Linked DNA regions of Mus musculus: region 2 is linked to region 1. Evidence: chromatin loops called from intact Hi-C (ENCODE). Cell type or tissue: left cerebral cortex. All regions are shown on one strand.

Region 1 (8,000 bases):
CTCAGATGTCATTTCCGAGTCTGTCTTCCATCTGGACCCCCTTCTTCATTAAGAGGCACCTCTCACTGCTCTGAAGCTCATCAGGTAGTCTAGGCTATGGGGACAGTGAGTCCCAGGGACCTGCCTTCTTCTCTGCCTCTGCAGCACTGGATCTACCAGCATTTGTCACCATACCTACATTTCTTTTAAAAACATGGTCCTGATCATGATGTCAGATCATTTGCTTGCAAGGCTGACTGATCCACCTCCCTGGTTGGACGTTTTAAAAAGCTGTTTTGTTTTGCATGCAGACGAGCTTGTGCCTTTTAGTCCTGAGGAGATAACCTCGGCCACTTTGCTTACACTACACCTGCAAAGACAGGTGTCACACCTGCCACACTGCATTCCTGCACAGAACCCACTCCGAAGTCGTCTGCAGACTGTACGCACAAAGACACTAAGAAACACACCACTTTCTGCTGCACCTACCATGCTTGCCGAAGAACTGAATGACGACTCTGCATTTATCCGCTCTGGCGACTACTGTGCACTTCTCCACACTTCTTTCAAGGTAATTCAGACATCTAAAGATTGGCAGAACTGACTGCAATACAAACACATCGTAAACATTAAACACATACTTACTATGGCTACCCCATTAACTTTAAAAAGCCCAACAGATGAACGTCTGTATATTCATAAATGGCATAGAAATGATTAAGTATAGTACAGCTGTTAAGCCCTACAAAAGGAGTATTCCTCCCATATAAGAGAAAATCAACTGTTTTTACCTTTATTGCCAATTTGCAATTTAAATTCAGTGGTAAGTCAGTATCACTCATCGTGGCAAAGGGTGACCACTGATAATGTTGAAAAAACATAGATGAAAACAGGACGTAGCCATACGTGGAATGACAAGAATTCACAGATCTCAGAGCAAGCTGGAAAGGAATAAGTGAGCTATTTCAGAGAAGACCGACTTCTATCCTGAGTCAATCCTGCTGTGACCATAATGCCACAAATACATTCAAATAAAACCGTGCGCACTGAACTTGCACATGGTACCTACAGATGTGTATATATCTATATTGAACATACACATACAAAATCTATACTCTCAAGCTCTGATACCGTAAAACTGTCAGTGTCCACAGTGACCACAACGTTAATGCATGAAGTGTGGGAAGTGACAGAAAAGCCCTAAGTGACTGACCTCATACCTTGCCTGGGGGGAGAAGCTATAACTTAACGCAGCAGCCATTCTGGGAATGCATGCTTATAAACTGTCAGGTTTTGGAATTTTTATGTGCTCTCGATTTTACCCACCACACTTCACTTGGACTTAGCACTTTTAAAACATCTTCTCTTGCTTTAATATATGAACCAGTCACTTAACATTCTTTTAAATTTAATTTATCTTGGCATGTAAAATAGGTTTCCCGTAGTTCAAACTGGTCTCACACTTGATATATAGCTGGCTGAGCTCTGCCTCCCTGGCACTGGGAATATAGGCCTGTGCCATCACACCTGGTTTGTTTTGTGTTGTTGTCGTTGTTTTTCGTTTGTCTGTTTGTGTTTCTTGACCCGTAGGGGAGGGTTTGAGACAGAGTTTCTCTGTGTGGCTTTGGCGTCCTGGAACTTACTCTGTGGACCAGGTTGGCCTTAAACTCAAAGAAACCCCACTGCCTCTTCCTCCCAAGTGCTGGGATTTGAGGCACACCTGGCTTTTTTTTTTTTTGGTTTGGTTTTCGACACAGCAGGCCTTTTAACTTACACCTTTCTCGGATGGGTCTAGCCACAGCTCATCGCTCACTCGTGATAGCGTTTGTACTGCTTTCCCAAATACTATGGAGGAAAAGAAAGGTGCGTTCACATTCTTCCCAAGCAGTGAAGACAAACCACAAGACTACTCTTGTATGCACAGGACTCAAGTGAAAACCAGAAAGGACGGTGGGATCCACTGAACAACTTAGTCATGCCTGTCAAATGCAAGTGATTCTTCTGTTGCGTGTTAGCGCCCTGTGGGTCAGACTGCCTGAGATGGAAATAGGGGATTTTAGTTTTACAGAGACAAGACTACTCCTCAATCAAAACACTAGTTATCCAAAATTGTTGGCAAACTTCATCCTTCCGAAACTTCAAGGCCTTTTCCGACTAACCCATTTCATCCTGGCTCTACTAATTGCTCTACGCTTGATCTTGGGCTAAAGGCTGGAAACTAAGTGGTTAGCACTTGCATCCATTCATGGGCTATCCATACGACAACAGCATTGAGCATCTTGGCTTCCAACATGCTAGGCTAGGTTAACATGTTGTTAGACTATAACGATCTCAACTTTGATGCTGTGTCAAGCCTTAGCAAAGTGCATCACTATGAGAGGAGGCACCATGACAGGAATTCACCACACGGTGTCCTAATTGTATGTGATGCCACAGAGCTGGAAACAGTGGTTTGAAATCCTTTTTTCCTGAATATGTCCGAACAATTTCCCGTTAAGTGATTACACTGAACTTTTTGGTCAAGATACACCTGGGAGTTAAACTACTCAGCCGATCCACACAGCGTTTTATAGACTAATTTACATTAGGAAATGCCGTATACCCTTACCTACATACACAGTAAGACTTCAATAAATATGCATCGACATAAAATTCAACATTATTTCTCCTGCAAGCCAATTTCCGTGCTAATGCTCTCATTCATTTTGAGTTCTCCCAACCTCTGAAGGGGGATGGTACACTGGCCCTTCTTTGGTCTGTCTACACACAAACCCGGTCCCCAGCCCAAGCATCCCACCCCCCTTATAAGGCTATGTATTATACAGTTCTCCACACAGTCTTTCTAATTTCTGATCTCACTACATGGACTTTTTATTTAGCCCATGCTTCTAACAACCTCTATCAACGAAGGGGCTAATATTAGTCTCATTTTTCGACTGAGGGACAGAGAGGATTGTTCGAGATTATATATTAAAACAAAAACAAAACCCAACAACAATAAAAAAAATGTCTCCGGCAGAATGTCGAATAAAGCAGCAGGTTGGTTTTCCCACAGCTCAAAAATACTTTTGCTGGTCAAGTATTATTTCCCCCCTTGAATTCTCTCCACATCAGCCCTCCTCAATCCGAGTTTAAGGCCCAATGGCACAATTCTTTTCTCGGTCACCGAATTAAACCCTGGACATAAATCAAATGGAACGGGGCTGGCATGCTCTTCGAAGCCCAGCATGGCCCTCGCGAGGCGCGCTATGGCAGCTTCAGTCGTGGCGAAGAATGGCGGAGGAGGCCGAAGAAGACGATGGATAAACCCTGCACGAGGCGTTAGACTTTTCCCTCTTCTAAGTAGCAAAGCAAGAATGGCCGCTCCACCTTTCACCTGGCCGCCCGTCATCCCGCACTTCAGCATGGCTACGGGCAGAGCAGGCATGGAGGGCGCAAGCGCGCCAGCCGCGGGTGCCCGGATGTTGCCCCCGCACTTTCCGCGAGCTCAGCCTTTCCTTTGCCCCGCCCACGAGCGATTTCTTGCAGCGCCGGGTTTTTTTTTTTTTTCCCTTGACGGGAAATGACCCTTACGGGCCCCCGTAAGACAGGCTCTTGCCAACTTCGCGTCTCATTGGTGGCGGAAGAAGTGGGCGGGTCGACCGAGGAGCCTGAGGAAGAGGGCGGCGGCGTTCGTGGTGATTGAACGGAGCCCTGGTGACAGGATGGTGAGCCCCACGGCGGCTGCTACCCGGGTGGGGCCGGGATGCTGCGGCGTCCGGTTGAGGGAGTGGGGTGGGGGCGCGAGGAGGATCCGGGTGGCCGCGGAGTTGGAACGGGAGGACCGCGGCTGGTTGAGGGTGCGGCTCGGCCTGATGTCGCCCCCTCGCCCCAGCGGCCAGAGGGCGTGCGAGGCGGACCCGGCGGCCGGACCCGGTCACGAGATCGGCTCCGGCAGTCGGTGTGACCGCACGTCTCTTCCCTCCTGGTCCTTCCCGGCTTGCTGGGGGTAGCCGGCCTCGGGGCAGAGCGCGAAGTAGCCGTCGCACTGGCCGCCACTCCGGACGGGGACCCGGAAAGGGGACTGCTCGTCTCCTGTGGCCGCTGCGGCCCCATTGAGCGATGTCGTGGGGATCGTTTGGAGCCTGCGGAGATGCGCGGGGTTGTTCGGAGAGCCTTAGCTTACCCAGTCTGCATCAGACCTTTAGGCCCGTCCCCCCCAATAGATTGCTGTCCCTACGACTTTTCTGTGCAGACACGTCCTTGTAATCCGATTTTCGAAGGCACTCTTTGCTCTCTAAAGTTGGGGGGGGGGACTGCTGTTTGTCCTGATGAAGGTTAAAGTGAAGGCACCTCACTGGCTGCTGGGCACGCGTTGCGTTTTTCACAGATTATCCTTGTGCAGACAACCTTTTAAAAAGGTGGCCTAGCAAACACAGAAGTGGATGCTCACAGTCAGCTAATGGATGGATCACAGGGCTCCCAATGGAGGAGCTAGAGAAAGTATCCAAGGAGCTAAAGGGATCTGCAACCCTATAGGTGGAACAACATTATGAACTAACCAGTACCCCGGAGCTCTTGACTCTAGCTGCATATGTATCAAAAGATGGCCTAGTCGGCCATCACTGGAAAGAGAGGCCCATTGGACATGCAAACTTTATATGCCCCAGTACAGGGGAACGCTAGGGCCAAAAAGGGGGAGTGGGTGGGTATGGGAGTGGGGGTGGGTGGCTACGGGGGCCTTTTGGTATAGCATTGGAAATGTAAATGAGATAAATACCTAATAAAAAATGGAAAAGAAAAAAAAAAAGGTGGCTTTATAAGCCGTTCCAAAGGTATATGCTTAAATTCACTGGATTTTGGCATCTAAAAGAGAATTATTTTGCTTTAGACTCCAGTTTAAAGTAGACTAGTTCTTTGATGGCAATTTGGAGACACTTGCAAGGAAGAAGAATTTGCTGGAATGATTGCATATTCATGTCTCTGAAGTCGTTTTGAGGGGTGAACGCTTATGTTTAAGGGCAGTTGCTATGCTGGGCATCACGTTTCTTTTAAATTTTTATTTTGAATTTTTGTGTATGTGTCTCTACATGAGTTTATGTGCACCAAACAAGTTCAGGAGCTACTGGAGACCAGAGGGCTTCGGATCCCCCGGAACTGGAGTTACAGGGAGTTGTGAGGTGCCACGCGGGTACTGGGAACCAAATCCGGGTCCTTCAAAGATCAGCAAGTGCTTTTTAATTGCTGAGCCATCTCTTCCATCCTAAGTCAGGTTATAACGATGTAGCCCTACTGGCCTGGAAATCAGAGATCTGCCTGCCTCTGTCTCCTGAGAGTGGGCACTAAAGGAGTGTGCCACCACACAGAGCTTGATCTTGACATTTTTGTCACATGATAAAGTACTCCAGCTAGTAATATCCTCTATAGCACATAACTTACCCTGGAGTGTGATTTTTCAATACTAGAACCTCAAACATAAAATAAATAAATATATATATGTGTGTATGTATGTGTATATATATACATACACACACACATATATACATATCTATATACACACACATATATATACATACACATATACACATATACCTCCAGTATATCTAGAGATAACAAGACCCCAGTAATGAGAAAATACTAACTTTAACCTTTTCCTGATGAATTCTTCAAATTATAAATATCAAATCTTTATAATCTACTCAAATTATAAAGAGTAGACAGATTGAGAAGTAAAGAAACAGGAGTTGGTGTACAAAGCAAGAAAATGTAGAACGACATTGACAGTTTGCTGTGTGTGGGTGTTTGTCCTGTGTTTAAAAAGAGAATCAGTAGTTCTTTTGGAATTATTTTCGGCACAGCTGATTTTTAACATTTCCTTTCATAACATTCAGAAATCATTAACAATTTTTGCATATTTGGTATGGGTTTTTGGTTTATTTGTTTCTTTTCTTTTAACTTTTGTTGCTTTCTTTTAACATTGGTCATGTTTCACCCCCTTTTTTTTTCCATTCCCCTGTCTGCAATCAACTTCTTCATTCCACTAAGGCTGGGCACAGAGTAAGTTTTTCTCCGCTCCTACTAACAATGGTGGTTGGGTGGCTGATAACTGACTGGATTTCTTACTCTTTCCAGCTCTGTCAAATAGGGAGTAATCAAATCCCCATGCTTGTTTGGGTTTTTGCTTTTACATGATTTTTGACAAGACTTTGGCTTCCAGATCCTTTGCTGCCTCTACTGTCTGTCTAACCTGATTTGTCATTGTGGAATTTAGGCAAGGACACTCTTGACATGTTATTTCTTTCCCATAACTTTGTCACCAGCAGCAAAGCAGAGGACTCCATCTCACTGTGGAGCCATGATGCTGCCTGCAGGGCCATTCATCCAGTCACAGTTTTGACACACTAATTGTCAGGGGTGCTGTGGCACCTTACAGAGTTGACATCTTCAATAAGGATAACAGTGTTGTCTCTCACCTCTGTTCTTTCTGGTACATTCTCAGTGAACAATTCATTTTTAGTCTCAGATTTGAATCTATTTTAGACATACCCCTCTTAGGAGTTCAGAGTTCTTTTAATATAGATTTTCTTTCTTTCACTTTTCCTCAAATGTCAGCATCCCACAGTCCAAATCTGAAGGGATCCCCCCCCCTAAAATGAAGATGGTGTGTCAAGACATGTCTATTGAGGGTGGATACTCTGTAGTGGTTTTAGCTGTCAAAGGTGTGCTCATTTTGTGACCACCCACACACCTATTAATTCAGCTACTCTGTGTCCTGATAACTGTTGCTTTTGGTTTTGTTGTGAGATGAATCAAGTTTGTTTTTGTAATCATCTCATTTCACACATTTTTGTTTTGTTTGTTTTGGTTTTTGGATTTTCAAGACAGGGTTACTCTGTGTAGCCCTGGCTGTCCTGGAACTCACTCTGTAGACCAGGCTGGCCTTGAACTCAGAAATCTGCCTGCCTCTGCCACTTGAGTGCTGAGATTAAAAGTGTACTTACAGCACTACTGCCCAGCCACATTTTAGTTTTCAATCCAGTCTAAATTTTAATTAATGAAAATTTTTACTTAGTTATTTTATGTTGGATGTGTTTGCTTTTGTGCCTGTCTGTACTACATGTGTGCCTGGTACCCTCCAAGGCCAGCTGAGAAGGTGTCAGATCCTCTGGAACTAGAGTTACAGACAGTTGTGAGCCACCACGTGCGGGAATCTGGATCCTCTGGAAGAACAATCAGCTCTTGTAACCACTGCCACTAAAATTAACGTTTTAAATTAATTTTAACATTATAGTGGCAAAACTGTTTGCTTTATCATATTAAACATGTAGCGCTTCCTTTGATATGGTTCAGGGGTAGCCATGCTTTGACCAGCAGTAAAGAATATGTGTACTGATGCATGGCAAGGCTGTGAGGAGCTCCTGGAAGGTGCTCGTCCTCCTCAGCAGGGCAGTCATCTGTCGCTCTCAGGGGATGTGTGTTCTCCTTAAAGGAACTTTTAAACTATTCTCTGTCTACTTTGTTCAATCTTGAAATTTTTTAATTTAAAGTTAAAGTTTCATAGGACTCCCCCCACACCCCCACATACACACATTGGGCAGGATTTCACTGTGTACTTGCTTTGTAGCCTGGGCTGGTCCTGAACTCACAGAGATCTGCCTGGCTTTTCCTCCTTAGGGCTGGGATCAAAGGTGTACACCACCATGCTTGTCTTAGGATTTGATTTTTAGTTCTTTGATATTTCAGAGCAGATAATACTTTTGTCATCTGAGACTGTGGCAGGTCTACTGCCAAACTACCTACTGCCAAACTCACCACTCCGTTTGTTTTACTTCTCTGATGAACATAAACGATTGTGAAAGTGTTGTTTGACGTTAACAGACTATACTGAGGGGACAGAAGGGGCTGTTAATCCAGGTTATACAGATATGACAGTGGTGGTTCTTAGTGAAAGAAAGCAAAGATCATAAAACTTAAAAATCAGATGTAAATATGAATCTACTGAGTCTCTAAGCACAGGTGTTGGTGCCCTGTAACAAACACAC
Region 2 (8,000 bases), 69 kb before region 1:
CAAGAGTAATTAGGCGACATAGTAATGGGTGTTTAGTTGGCAGGACTTTAGGTATATTAAAAAAAAAAACCAACAACACTGCATCTTAAAAAAGGACCATTAAATGACTGCAGTGACTGGAATGCTGTTCAGAGTGGATCTAGAAAAAGGCAAACATTCCTGGATGAGTTTTTTTTTTTATGTTACAATTTTAAATTATGGCGTGAGAGAGAACTCCATAGGTTCAGGCATTTACTGTGCAGCCCTGGAAACACGAGTTTGATTCCTAGAACCCGTGGAAGGTGGAAGGGAAGAGCTGGTCTCCTGATCGCTGTCCTTTGACCTCAGTCTTGCATACATATGGTATGTGTCCCCCAACCTCCACACCCTGGATATGCAAGTGCCTATGTACACACACACACACACACACACACACACACACACACACACACACAGGCACACACATACACTTATACACAATATTAAGTTAAACTACAAATTATTTCACATTGGATTACTAAAGGCCAATTCTATTGTTTGTGAATTCCACCTTTCCAAACATTTCCTTCCATTCTGATAGTATGTATGGTCTAGCCCACTGTTCTTTCTTTTACCAAACAGATCAGACATTTACAAACTTCTCTCCCATGTGCCAGATATTAGATTAAACCCTGATGATATGATGCCTATTTGCCTCCACCCCTGAGTAACCCGGTCTGTAGTGAAATCCCATGGTCTGGGAGCACAACAGAGAACACAGATATCTAAGATCCCCTTAGATATGGAATTACATCCTCACTGGTAGAAGAAAGAATAAAGGAAAGGTTTTGGGGCAGCTGTGTGCTTGGCAGGAGGCCAGTCAGCAAGGAAACACCAAATAGCTAGAAAAGGTATTTTGGACCTAGATCATTTATACACCACCCACACTGGCTAGGAATGAAACCTCAATGTGTATATGTTTATGACACATACCAACACTGTAAATGAGATAAACTGGGCATGCTAGTGTGTGCTTATAAGGCTGGGCAATTGACCTGTAGAGGAAGGAGAAACAGGACTGAGTTCAAGTCAGCCTTAGGCAAACAGAAAGTTCAAGGTCAGCCTAAGTTATAGGAGATCCTGTCTTTACAACAAAATACTAGAGACTGGAGGGATAGCTCAGCAGTCAAGAGCACTGACTGCTCTTCTAGAGGACCTGGGTTGGATTCCCATCACCTATATGGCTGCTCACAACTGTCTGTAACTCCAGTTTTAAGAGATCGAATGCTCTCTTCTGAGGCCCCAGGGGCACTGCACACACATGACATAGGACACACATGTAGAAAAAACACATAAAATAAGAATAACTCACTCTGTAGACCAGACTGGCCTCGAACTCAGAAATCCACCTGCCTCTGCTTCCCAAGTGCTGGGATTAAAGGCGTGCGCCACCACTGCTCAGCTTAAAAAGTTCTCTTAAGAACAGTAATGACGGGCTGGAGAGATGGCTCAGTGGTTAAGAGCACCGACTGCTCTTCCGAAGATCCTGAGTTCAAATCCCAGCAACCACATGGTAGCTCACAACCATCCATAATGAGATCTGACGCCCTCTTCTGGTGTGTCTGAAGACAGTTACAGTGTACTTAGATATAATAATAAATAAATCTTAAAAAAAAAAAAAAAGAACAGTAATGACGATGATGATGATAAAGAGTCTTTGCTGTTACTCAACTGAAATAATTTCTTAGGGAAATAACTTACAATTGTTAATATTTGGGGAAGGCTGTTTGATCTTTGTTCAAATAGGCCAAGAGTTTTAGAAAAAATAAAATAGAAAGTGCCCCCTCTCTTCTTTATCTCCCTCTCTCTTCTTTCTTTCTTTCTCTCTCTTTCTCTCTCTCTTTCTTTCTTTCTTTCTTTCTTTCTTTCTTTCTTTCTTTCTTTCTTTCTTTCTTTCTTTCTTTTTTGAGACAGGGTGTCTATGTAACCTTAACTGACCTGTAACTCACTATGTAGATCAGGCTGGCCTCATGTTCACAGATCTGCCTACCTCTGCCTCCTAACTGCCAGGGATTAGAGCTATAGGCCATCATGCCTGACCCCTTCTTTCTGCCAAGGGATGACCCTCTTGAAAAGAGAAGGCAGCTGTGGCTGGAGAAAGAGGCCTCATCTTGGCAGTTCTCTCAGCCCTCCACAGTTTCTGAAGGCCTCCAAATCAGAGGCAGGAAAAAGACCTGCTTGGCCAGGTTGACTGTCAAACTTAGGATCTAGGGTACTAGATCTGGGGCTTTCAAGACACAGGAATAATGGAAATGTTAGGATTGCCGTTTCTCACCCAGTATACTAGATGGTGTAGAATCCCAATCTTGGTTTCTTACAGTTATGTAAAGGAATATATATAGAGAGAGGGTGTGTGTATGTGGTGTGTATGGAAGAAACTGTTAAACAAGATATAGTGGCACATAATTTGTAATCCTTGAACTTGAGAAGCTGTAGGCAAGATCAGAAGGAATCCAAGGCCAACCTTGGTGACAGAGCGAGTCTGAGGTCAGCCTGTGCTTGATGAAACTCTATCTCAAAAAAATCAGAAGAGGGAAAAAAAAAGGTGGTGAGAGAGAAAAAAAATCAAAACAGGACACCCATTCTAATTCCCCCCCAAAAAAAACCCCCAACAACCCAGTCTACCGGTCATTCTCAATAATTTACAGTCCTCTGGTAAATCTAACTCCTGGATCACAGGTAGCCAAGACCAAAGCGACTATAACTCTTAACTACGACTTCCAGGAGACACTGCGCCCACACCCTTTGCGCACGCTCGATTCCGGTGACTACATAGGGCTGCGAGTCCGAGGGGGCGGGGCTTGGACCTGAGCCGCGGAGAGGGGGCGGGGCCGGGGCGGGGTCGGAGAGGGGGCGGCGCTGCCGGCGCGGCCCGGAACACGCTAGTGGAGCGGAAGATGGCGGCGGCGGCGGCGGCTGCAGCCGGGACCCCAGTGTGGTTGAGGCGGAGGAGCCGCCGGCTCTGACCTCGCTCTGGCTCCAGTGCGTGCGGTAGAGCGTGTGCGAGGCCCCGTGCGGCGGGCAGGGGCGGCAGTGGCCAGTGCGCGCCGCCCTGAGGAACGCCCCGGCGGCGCGGCTGCGGCGGAGGAGAGAGCCGGCTCCGGGCCTCGGCGTCCTCCGGCGCCCCGGGCCCCGCGCCTCCTCGGGGGGGCGGCGGCGGCGATGTTCTCGGTCTTGTCGTATGGACGCCTGGTGGCCCGTGCCGTGCTCGGCGGCCTGTCGCAGACCGACCCCAGGGCGGGCGGCGGCGGCGGCGGCGGTGGTGGCAGCAGCGGCGACTACGGGTTGGTGACGGCGGGCTGCGGCTTCGGCAAGGACTTCCGTAAGGGCCTGCTCAAGAAGGGCGCGTGCTACGGGGACGACGCGTGTTTCGTGGCCCGCCACCGCTCGGCCGACGTCCTGGGTGAGTCCCCCGGCCCCAAGTCGGCCTCCTGGGGACTCCGGAGTGCGAGTCTTCCCTGCTTCCTCCGCTGAGCGCAGCGCAGCGCCTTGCCGAGCGCCCCGAGATGCGTTTTCTGCCTCACGATCCCTCCCTCCCCATCCCCACACTTTAGAAATGGGGAAACTGAGGGACAGAGCGGTGGAGCCACGTGCCCAAGGTCACCGCCTTGGGAATGTGTCCAGTCCGTCCCGGTGCAGAACCGCGCACTCTTCTTAGTCACAGCCCCCACGCGACCTCGTCCTCCTCGTTCGGCGACACCTGCAGGCTGCTAACCTCGCTTTGCCTCACTCCCTCCTCCCTCTTGGCGCCCCGGGAATCCCTGCTTCTTGGCGAGCTCCTGACGCCACGGCCCGGTCCCAGCTGCGGGATCCGGGAGCAGACCCGAAGACAGACGGCGGGGAGCCCACAGCCCCCCGTCGTGGGTTCTTCCCGCTGCCTGGACCGTCCTCGGATTGCCATCCTTTTCGGGAAGGGCCGTGGGGTTGTGGGTGGACTGCTGGCCTGGTTAGAAATTCTAGCAGTGCTTTCTCCCTAACCCAGCTTGTCTACTTGAGGTCACTTGGGGGTGGCAGAAAGGTCTCCTTGACCCAAAATAGAATGGCTGGACCTGCTTGTAGGCTGCAGCCAAAAAGGCTGTGAGACTCGGTCACAGCTTTTTAGGCCACAGGTGCTTCCTAAGATCTATCCCAGTTACTAGAGGAGAGAGAGAGAGAGAGAGGAGAGAGAGAGAAAGAGAGAGAGAGAGAGAGAGAGAGAGAGAGAGCTGTCCAAAGGCCTAAACAAATGCACAAGCTGTCAGAAACTTTACCTAGGGTATGCCCTTGGAGAGTTCCCTGTATGCCACTAAAGGTCTTTCAGTTCGGGAAGCTCTTCTTTTGATATTGAAGGACAGACTGTCATTGGCGCCTAGGTTCAAATGTCACGTTGGTTTCACTTCTCCAGTGACATTGAGTTTATGGTTACTTAAAAGCTTCATAGGCTTAGACAAAATATGGCATCGGAGCAAATAATAGTTTTTGTGACAGTAATTGTTTGCCGTTTTTTTTTTCTCCTTCTTTCTTTTTCGTGTGAACAGTGTCTTTGTAGCTCGTTTGCTGTTTAGTGCAGGCTGACCTTCAGCTCTTGCTGAAGATACAGGTGTGTGCCCAGCTCCCAGCTCTTGACATTTTCAAATCAGATAACCTTGTGAGTTTTGGTTTTGTCACATGGAGTGTTTGTAAGCATGATACCGGGGTTGGTTCTCATTTTAATTGATGAATAACCTCTTCATCTGTGTTGAGAAAAATCTTGTAGTATTTAGACCGCACTATTGGTACCAACCTTTCAGAGAGCCTCCCTAGGTTTGGAAGTATACAGATTCGCCGTGAAGTCTATTGAGAGGCTGCCGTTTGCGGCTTCTGCAAGTCACCTAGGCAGCCAGCAGCCCTTCGCTTGGGGAACTTAGGGTCTGTGCTGCCTTTGAAGTCACAGTGAGCCGTGGGTAGTATAGGCTGCTAACTTGCCACCCATGCATGAGGCCCTTGTTCAAGACCCAACACCACCAAAAAGATGTCAGGAGCTGCAGTCATACGGACAGGTTAAGCGATGATGAGCCAGGAAAGGTCGTTTTATAAAGCTGACTACAAGCTAGTTTTTTGGGCTTGATTTTATTTTTGTGAGAAATCTGTGGTTTGATTGATTGGCAGTAATAGTACTTTCTAGACCTGGGTCTGAGCATATCACATTGACAAATACCTGGAGTGAACCACTCTTAGGGTTTGTTTGTTTGTTTTTCGAGACAGGGTTTCTCTGTGTAGCCCTGGCTGTCCTGGAACTCACTTTGTAGATCAGGCTGGCCTCGAACTCAGAAATTCACCTGCCTCTGCCTCCCAAGTGCTGGGATTAAAGGCATGTGCCACCACTGCCCAGCTTACAAATTATTCTTTATCATAGCTATATATGTATTTGAAAAAGTACTTAGAGGGTTCAGTACTCTCTGAGGCTCAGGCATCCACTAGGGGCCTTGAATGTATCCCTCAAGAAGAAAGGGGACTACTGTATCTGAATGTATTAAGTCTCTGCTGAATTTGAACACGCTGCTATCTTGGCATTGTGGCATATTTACAAGGGTACGGGAGATACTGGTCAGACCCTTTCTAAAAAAGCACAGATTTCATCTCCTGCTCTGGCATTCTGGCAGAAACCATGCCTACTTTGAGGTTAAGCTTTGCAACTAAGTAGCTCTGTAATTTGTGGTCTTGGGTGGACTTTCTGAGTCTGCGGTCCTTATCTGGAAAAGATGAAAGGAGTAGGCTGTCAGACTTAATGTGGAGGCTCTGGCTAGACAGTCAGGTTCAGGTTTTCCTGTAGTCCCTCAAACAGCATGGCTATGAATCGCCTGCCACAGGCACCTTGGTAGAGCTCTTCGTTTTTGTATCTAGCATTGGGCACTCAGTTGTTAAGTTACCTTGGCTCACTGGCTGAAGGATCCTTGGCTGTGCAAGGGACCTCTTTGGAGAAGAGAGCACAGAGGCAGGCTGGAGACAGTCCACCATGTGCCACTGAAGGCAGGTGCTTGAGTGTCTGATGGAGATACACACACACACACACACACACACACACACACTGCTGCTTATGTGTCCAAGAAGAAGCTAGTCAGATTTGACAAAGATCTTGCAGACACACACCTGCAAATGGGGGAGTGGGCATGAGAACAGTGAGGAACAGGTTCTCCAGGACTGTCCTGTTGTGGAGGTGCCCTTCTGGAAAGCCATCCTGGGAGTCACCTGAAACAACTTTCTAAGTTGGCCTCATTTGGTCTTTGGCAGCCATGAGGCAGTTCACCAGGTGGTGCCTCTGACTCTATTGACACCATCCTATCACAGGCTGAACTGATACGAGTTGTAAGCTGAATCACATTACGGTAAAGCTGTGTGAGTTCAAGGCTAGCTTGGTCTACATAAAGAGGCCTTGTCTTGTCTCTGAGTTGAGACTCTCTCTTGCTAAGTATCTCTGCAGTTTGGTCACTCACTGTGGGCTTCTCCTCAGCTGTTAGGAATGAAAGCTAGAGTAGGAGAAATAAATTATTATTTTAATTTTTTTAAAAATTGAAATTGACAGGTCATAGTGGCACATGTCTTTAATTCCATCACTTGGGAGGCAGAGGCAGGCAGATCTCTGAGTTGAAGGCCAGCCTGGTCTACCAGGACAGCCAGAGCTACACAGAGAAACTGTCCATAGATGTATGTATGTATGTGTGTATGTATGATAACATTGGGACTGAATTGTCCTGTTAGTCATGATAAAGAACACTTGATGACTCACACTGTTATTGTCCCCACTGGATTTCTTTTAGGAAAAATTGGCTGTGGAGGGTGTGGTGAGTCCCAGCACCACTCCCATCCCGTGTGGAAAATTGGCAGGGGCTCCTTCTCTCCATTGGGCCAGCAGGAGTAAGCCCATGCGGCACGAGCTGTTTTCCTTCCCTTTACTTAGCCCTGAGCTTTGTCACTTTGCATGCTGTGCCTTCCTAGGTACACAGAGCCATGAGAGCCACCTGATGTCCCCATCACAACAGCAGCATCAAAAGGTTGCTGAGAACTGCAGACTTCACAACCTTGAGGCCCATTTCCTCCATGTTTTGGTGATGAGTAGAGAGACCTTCAGATGCTTGGGTAACTTCAAAGCACTGCTAGTTATTGGCAGACAGGGCTTTCTCTGTCATACTTGAAGGGATGAAGGGAGGGAAAGAGTCAGAGTGAGAGTGAGAGAGCATATGAATGTGTTTATAATCGCTTTATTCTCTCTGACTCATAACTGGAAAGCAACAAAAACTCCCCTGCATGCTAAACACAGCTTACAGAAAACCATTTATTTGAAAATGGAAGGCATGGTTTGTGCAGTATAAATTCTGGCCTCTAAAGACTGAGCAGTGAAGCTGCTCTTAAAAAGCCAAGGGTTGTTTGTTTAAGCTTGGCTTAACTTGGAACCTAAACATGAAAATAAAACAGTTTTCTACGCCAGCCTTTGGTTTTGAGTTTTTACTGGGCCAGGATTCTGAAGTGTTTTTGTGAGTCTTGCCAATCTTAAAAAATATTCTTTGGTGGGGTGGCGGTGGCGGTGGTGGTGGTGGTGGTGGTGGTGGTGGTGGTGGTGGTGGTGGTGGTGGTAGTGTTTTGTGTGTGGGGGTGTTTTGCCTGCTTGCACGTACCACATGCATGGCTGATGCCCTTGGTGGATGTGGGTGGACATTGGGTTCCCTGGAACTGTAATTCTGAATGGTTGTGAGCTGCTATGGGGATGCTGCGAGTCAAACCCAGGTCTTCTGTAAGGGCAGCTGGTCCTCTTGGCTGCTGAATCATTATCTTTCTAGCCCTGGTTTTGTTTTTGAGATAGAGTCTCACTATATGCAGCTACAGCTGACCTAGAACTCATTGTGTAGGCCAGACTGGTCTCAAATTCACAAGAGATCTGCCTGCCTCTGCCTCCTGAGTGGTTGGATTAAAGTTGTGAGCCACCATGCCTGGCTTTTGAACCTTAACGTTAATGAAGTTCAGGTCAT

Evidence for each region. Peaks named below come from ENCODE experiments on the same cell type or tissue, not always from the same donor. Only the 100,000 strongest peaks of a DNase experiment are listed, where the experiment ranks them.
Region 2: it touches region 1 in a loop (5-fold over the local background); 3 of 42 quality-filtered maps call a loop at or near these places.

What each region holds. Positions count from the first base shown.
Region 1 is chr5:122,350,791-122,358,790 of GRCm38, forward strand. Rad9b (RAD9 checkpoint clamp component B) reads right to left here and starts at 3,415. Exons shown (of 13, transcript NM_001382853.1): 1 at 3,349-3,415; 2 at 1,754-1,824; 3 at 771-920; 4 at 469-583. The coding sequence starts at 3,385. Vps29 (VPS29 retromer complex component) reads left to right here and starts at 3,538. Exons shown (of 4, transcript NM_019780.2): 1 at 3,538-3,686. The coding sequence starts at 3,684. In left cerebral cortex, no CTCF peak of the experiment used is centred here; DNase peaks (open chromatin) are centred at 3,533 and 5,752; H3K4me3 peaks cover 1,829 bases; H3K27ac peaks cover 1,228 bases.
Region 2 is chr5:122,281,489-122,289,488 of GRCm38, forward strand. Pptc7 (PTC7 protein phosphatase homolog) reads left to right here and starts at 2,910. Exons shown (of 6, transcript NM_177242.4): 1 at 2,910-3,421. The coding sequence starts at 3,181. In left cerebral cortex, a CTCF peak has its summit at 3,008; DNase peaks (open chromatin) are centred at 2,787, 3,284 and 3,641; H3K4me3 peaks cover 2,552 bases; H3K27ac peaks cover 1,166 bases.